2 separate regions of the Homo sapiens genome follow, and region 1 is linked to region 2. Evidence: chromatin contacts called from ENCODE Hi-C or POLR2A ChIA-PET data. All regions are on one chromosome and are shown on one strand. The core of a region is the stretch at or near the end of the contact, and the rest is flanking DNA. Distances in the headings are between cores, read along the strand shown.

Region 1 (3,133 bases), core at 39-2,538, 480 kb after region 2:
TTCACATTCATACACAATGATGGATTCTTTTTGCTGTTGTATTTGTTGTAAAAGTCGAGGCTTTCCCTTTCTTTCAAACTCTATAATACTGTTGTTTTTCCCCCTAAAAGCATCATTATACACACAGTGTTCTAAGAAAAAGTGCACCAGGGAATTAGCACTGGGGCCTGAAGTACTCTGGAATGTCCCTTTTATTAGGGCAAAGTCTTTCCTCTCTTTCCTTTCCATTTTTTTTTTTGTTTGTTTGTTTCTATTTAAAAGCTCTATTTTAGGCTGGGCGCAGTGGCTCACGCCTGTAATCCCAGGATTTTGGGAGGCCAAGGCGGACGGATCATGAGGTCAGGAGATCGAGACCATCCTGGCTAACACAATGAAATCCTGTTTCTACTAAAAATACAAAAAATTAGCCAGGCGTGGTGGCGGGCCTGTAGTCCCAGCTATTTGGGAGGCTGAGGCAGGAGAATCGCTTGAACCCAGGAGGCGGAGGTCGCAGTGAGTTGCGATCACGCCACTGCACTCCAGCCTGGGCGACAGAGTGAGACTCTGTCTCAAAACACACACACACACACACACACACACACACACACACACACACACACACAACCTCTATTTTAAAGAAAAGTCAAAGGGAAAAACTCCACCTGTGTTTGCTCTACCCTAAGTCAATTGCTTTCATTTTCCTTTGTTCCTGTCTAGTCTCTATTATGAACATGCTACTCAAGTTTTTATTCATTCTTAATGGCTTTATGATATTTCATTTAGCTGGTCTTTTTTTTTTTTCTTTTAAATCCAATCTTTCCCTTACTGCGGGATGTTTTAAGGTCAGGCCTCAGTGAGCCTCTATGCACATATGGTTTCTTCTTCTGGAGTCTTTTCTGGAATAATTCTGGGAGTGGGCTCAGCCTGCGGGAGAGTAACATTTTTATAACTTGATAGATGTAGCTGAGATGCCTCCCAGAGGGGAGACCCGCCTCTCCTCCGGCAGCTGTGCACGTAGGCTTGTTCCCAGCAGCCTGGCCAGGGTGGTCCACCTGGTGTTTCTCATCTTCTTTCCCCGGAGCGCTGACTCCTGCGCGTCCTCTTGGAAGACTCTTGACAGGACGGGTGTTTTATGGGTGTGATTCAGTGTCCTCTTGCATCAGTTCAATGTGGTGGTGTTCAATCAACCCTTGTAGCGTTAGCAAAATTTGCTCAAGTCATTCCGCAGGAATGTCTGTGTCTTGCTTCCAAGAAAGCTTGTAAGTGCCGGCAACAGGCCAAGCAGCTCACAAACCTGACCACAAGCCTGTGAGTAATTGTGGGGCAGCACTTAGCAGTCTTTTATTTTCGACTTATTAAAGTCTCATCTTGGCCTCACCTTCTCCCTGGAAGGTGGCGTGGGTGGGAACCACTGGGTCAGATCTTTTTCACCCTTGCCGTGGAGCCAGTTTCCTGTTGCATGTGGGGGAAGCAACATGTGGTGAAGAGTATAGAAAACGAAAACATGTGGGTACAGTATGTATAAGTGGAGGGAACAAACTCATAATTCCAACTAGTTTCTCATGAGAGACTCATGAATCATTGTGGTAGTTCTCAATATAAACTTAATCTAGGCCGGATGTGGTGGCTCACACCTGTAATCTCAGCACTCTGGGTGGATCACTTGAGGTCAGGAGTTTGAGACCAGTCTGACCAACATGGAGAAACCCCATCGCTACTAAAAATACAAAATTATCCAGATGTGGTGGCTCACACCTGTAATCCCAGCACTTTGGGAGGCTGAGGCGGGTGGATCACTTGAGGTCAGGAGTTTGAGACCAGCCTGACCAACATGGAGAAACTGTGTCTCTACTAAAAATACAAAATTAGCTGGGCGTGGTGACGCATGCCTGTAATCCCAGCTATTTGGAGGCCGAAGCAGGAGAATCGCTTGAACCTGGGAGGCAGAGGTTGCAGTGAGCCGAGATCCTGCCATTGCACTCCAGCCTGGACAACAAGAGCAAAACTCCATTTCAAAATAATAATAATAATAATAAACTTAATCTCTAACTCTGTTACTCCCTGTAGCATTTGCAAGGACCCTAGGGCTGGATGTTTCTCAGAGGGATAGTCTAGTACCCTAGCTCATGCTCGAGTTACTTCTGTGCAAGTGACTGTTCTTGTCTGGGTCTGTCCTTGAACATCTCTGGAGATGAGAAAATCACCGAGATTTAACTTTGTTCCATCCTTTCTTTCACTAGAGATTGAGATGGACGTGCTGGTGTAATCCTTTCTTCTTGGCCGCTGCCCTGGGGTGATCCACACAAGCCCAGTGCTTTCTTCATGTCGCCCTCGTAGGGCTGAAGGTGGCAGAGTACTCTACTTCTCGCTGTTGCGTTTCTTTATTTGACACTCACCTAAGATAAAACCTTTTGTGACTCCTGACTCTTAATTTTTCTCCTGTTTCTCAGTTGACAGTGGACTTATGCCCAAACTCTAGCTGAGGAGTGGAAGAACTTGAATAGAACCTCATCCAAATTCCTGGGTAGCAAGTCTGTGTTCCTGCTGGTGATAGTAGTAGTAAAGTTATTGTAGTGTTTGCACAAGAAAAATGTGAAAATTCAGGACCAAGTTTGGGGGAAAAGTAGAGCAAAACAAAATAGAAGATCAAAAGCTGGGAATTAGTAAAAAAGAAGTGGATGAGGAAGAATGGTATGAAGAAAAATGAGAAAAGCAAATGAAAATGAGGCCATGCAAAAAATACATGAATCAGAAAATTAAATCTAGGAATGGGATGATTATAGAGAAGGAAAGATGGTTCGGTGTAGCTGGTGATCAGTAGAGGAGATAGTCACGGAGGAGGATTTATCCATCAAATATCGTGTGCCTCCACCACACAAGTTTCTCTCCTGCCTTCCTCTTCTTCTGGGACTGTCCGAAGGACCAGAGTAAGTACCACAGCATCTGTTAACCCTTTGCTATTGTTAATTGTTAGATGTGTCTTGCTTCCTCTTCTCCCCATCCCCACCCCACAAACAAACAGAAGTGCTTGATCCAAGATCCCTGAGGGTATCTGTCCCCTGAGAGGGTCAGCTCGGCCAGGCTAGAGCGTCCAGTCACTCAGTCAAACTCAGTCTAGATGTTGCTGGGAAGGTATTTGGTACATAGTTGACTT
Region 2 (3,351 bases), core at 758-3,257:
CAAAAATTAGCCAGGTGTAGTGGTGCACACCTGTAATCCCAGCTACTCTGGAGGCTGAAGCACGAGAATCGTTTGAACCCAGGAGGCAGAGGTTGCAGTGAGCTGAGATGGCACCATGGCACTCCAGCCTGGGTGACAGAGAGAGACTCCATAACACACACACACACACACACACACACACACACACACACACACACACACACAGACATTCTGTTGCAGTGACATAAAACCTCAACAGTATGGCTTTCTTATAACTAGGAATAAGAAACAGGAAGATTTCAACAAAAAATAAACTTAAAAATACTGAAACGAATTTGACTGTCTGTGTTGTTTCAGAAGGCTGAATAAGCACCAAAAAGAAGTTATAGGAATGTAGACCGTAGATGTCAGCTCAAAACGAAACAAACCCCTGATCCGAACAACCTAACAGCACTGGTTTGAATACTGAAACAGCTGTCAGGACCACTTGCGTGGAATGTCCTAGAGGCAACTGGAGCACCGGAGGGAAGGTTAATTACTTGATACTCTAATATGCCTTTCAACACGGATTCCACAAACACGACAATGCTGATTTTTGTCCTTTTTTTTTTTTTTCCTGAGACAGGATCAGCCTCTCACCCAGGCTGGAGTGCCGTGGTGTGATCTCGCCCCACTGCACTCTCGACCTCCTGGGCAATCCTTCCGCTTCAGCCTCCCGAGAAGCTCGGACCACAGGCGCAAGACACCACACCGGGCTTTTTTTTTTTTTTTTTTTGGTAGAGACAGGGTCTCACGATGTTGCCCAGGCTGGTCTCGAACTCCTGAGCTAAAATGAGGCCTGCCTTGGCCTCCCAAAGTGCTGGGATTACAGGCATGAGCCACAGCGCCTGGCCGACAAAGCTCATCTTACTGCATTTGAGAAGCCAGGTAGTCAAGGTCAGGCTTTCCTGTCCCTGCTTTCTCCCTCTCCTATGTGAGCCAGCCCTTAAAGAGTGAAAACGGCAAGAGCCAAAGACGGGTTTTCCTCCTAGGGTCTCCTAGCGACCCGCTGCCCAGATACATTTGGATGATTGTCCTGCAGAAGGCCAAAGCCCTCCATTATGAAAACGAAGCGTTCGGCCGGGGGCGGTGGCTCACGCCTGTAATCCCAGAACTTTGGGAGACCGAGGCGGGCGGATCACCTGAGGTCAGGAGTTCGAGACCAGCCTGGCCAACATGGTGAAACTTCGTCTCTACTAAAAGTACAAAAATTAGCCGGGCGTGGTGGCGGGCGCCTGTAATCCCAGATACTCAGGAGGCTGAGGCAGGGGAATCGCTTGAACCCGGGAGACGGAGGTTGCAGTGAGCCGAAATAGGGCCATTGCACTCCATCCTGGGCGATAGAGTGAGACCCTGTCTCCAAAAAAAAAAAAAAAGAAAGAAAGAAAACGAAGCGTTCTATCCTGGAATGTTCTCCCATGGCAAGAAGGAACAGAGAAGCAGGAGACAGAGATACTTTGAAAGGAGGTGCGCTCTGAGGAGGGGAAAGCGGGAAGAGCGATTCCAAGTTTAGGAAATCCTGCACGGCGCTGGAGCGTGGAAGGGCAAGGAGGAGCCAGGGGAGGCGGTGTGCAGGGCTGAGAACGGAGGGAGCGAACTGGCGTCGTGGATCTGCGGGTCCCCGGGCGGGCTGTACTAGGGTAGTGGGGAGAGGGCCGGGGGCACCGCGAGGCCGGGGCGCCGGACACCACGCATGCGCGGGGCTGGGAGCTTAGCGGGGCGCGCGGCTGCAGCAGTCTGGGCAGACCGCCTCGGCCTCGCCCGGTGCCGGCTGCGGCCGCCCCCGCCCCAGCGCGGCGGCCGGGCTCACACTAGTCCCCTCCCAGCCACCCGGAACCCGGCAGCCCGGCCAGACCCGCCGAGGCCGCGACGCCGGTGTCGACAGCGGCTGCGACGGCCCTGGGAGCGCGTGAGGCTCCGGGGTCGCGGCGGCGATTGGCCGGCCGCGGCGCCCGCTCCCAGAATGCAGCGCATGGCGCGTCATTGAAGAGAGACCATGATGGCGGCGGCGCTGGGGCCCCCAGAAGTGATCGCTCAGCTGGAGAACGCGGCTAAAGTTCTGATGGTGAGGACGCCGCGCCCCTCAGACCCCGGGATTCGCGGGCCCCCGGTCGGCCCTGCCACTCCAGGCCTTGCTGCTCGCTGGGCTGGCGACTGGCAAGGGCCTGCAGGGAGCCTGGAAGTGGAGGAGGAGGTGGCGGTGGCGTGGCGCAGGATTCTTCAGCCTACTTTCCTCCTGCCGTCGTCCCCTCCTTCCAGGAGCTGTCCCCTTCCCCTGGCTGCCCAGCACCCCAGTCGGGCGTGGGAATATAGTGGTGTAGCAAAGAGAATTTCTTCACCTTACACCCTGCCCCACAGACTGGGTCGCAGAGCAAGGCGCCGGGAAGGAGTTGGGGTTATCCCCGCAGGGCTTCGGTAGGGGAAATTTGTAGGGCTGTGTGAGCGCTCTTGGGGAGTTGGTGTCGGGAGGGATTGGATGGCACAGCCTGGGTGCTGTTAGCAACCCTTGTTTCCTGTGCATTCGCATCCTCTAGCGCTTCCCTGACATGCAGCCACCTCTGGAGTAATTGCAGCCGGCAGCACGTGGAAGGGCCGGGCCGGCTGGAGGGAGGGAGGGGAATCGTTGAGACCAAGGTCATTGGGGCAAAACTTGGTCTAGTGCTAAGCTCCTTAAAGCTCCCGCGATTTGGAGAACTGAGTCTATGCTACTCTTTGACTTCATGCTTACACTACAATAAGCAGTTTGATGAGATTGTTTACTAAGGGAATTTGAGAAGGCCGAGTCAAAGGATAAAAGTATTACATGCAAGGAGGAGAAGTAAGGATAAACTACGTTCAGTTAGTAAACAGTGTTTCTATTTGCTGGCTCAGCTTTGTTTTTGCAAATTATGACTTCGGTGTTTGTAGATGTTTTGGGAAGTTAGAGGTTCATTTGATACCTGGATTGATTCAGACTTTCTAAGAATTGGATACAGCCAGCTTTGTTACCTTTTTGGACTTTTTTCCTTTTGGTTTGGTGTTAGGGTGTTTGAGCATCACATTTGAGAATATTCGAACTAATTCTAGCGTAGTTTGTAGTTCTAATATTTTACACCAGATATTTTTGTTTCTTTAGAAATCGAGAAGTCTAATAAAAGCAGGATTTACTTGCTTCATTATGAATATTAACTTAATGTACGTTTTGTCACAAAACAGACTAGTGAAGGTTTTCACACTTTTGCAAATTAAGCAGAAGTAACTAGCTAGTATTCCCCTTAATAAAAGATTCTTAAAAATCCCTGACATAGAGCGTTTTGTAAAATTCCTGAAATTTTCCTAGGAGCTAGGGGCTCC

Evidence for each region. A loop is a pair of places that touch in the nucleus more often than their neighbours do. ChIA-PET counts read pairs that join two places held with the same protein, here RNA polymerase II (POLR2A). Pooled maps may share reads with other maps.
Region 1: a loop to region 2 is called in a map of posterior vena cava, with 4 times the contacts of the local background. The contact joins the enhancer-like site here to the promoter of XPO4 in region 2. A Hi-C loop is called at or near these places in 1 of 168 maps with a recorded cell type or tissue (posterior vena cava) and 4 of 50 pooled maps. POLR2A ChIA-PET finds 5 or more read pairs at or near these places in 2 of 52 experiments (OCI-LY7 and T-cell).

The regions. Positions count from the first base shown.
Region 1 is chr13:20,418,171-20,421,303 of GRCh38, reverse strand. All of the region lies in intron 5 of CRYL1 (crystallin lambda 1), which reads left to right. Among named protein-coding and RNA genes, the nearest start is that of MIR4499, 14 kb to the left of the region's middle. RefSeq lists an enhancer at 1,078-2,277. Within about 2 kb of position 1,288, at least 17 of the 41 ENCODE cell types and tissues checked have a DNase peak (open chromatin) inside an H3K27ac peak, as active enhancers do.
Region 2 is chr13:20,901,402-20,904,752 of GRCh38, reverse strand. It overlaps XPO4 (exportin 4), which reads left to right and starts at 2,007. Exons shown (of 23, transcript NM_022459.5): 1 at 2,007-2,083. The coding sequence starts at 2,015. RefSeq lists a silencer at 1,605-1,984 and an enhancer at 2,195-2,244.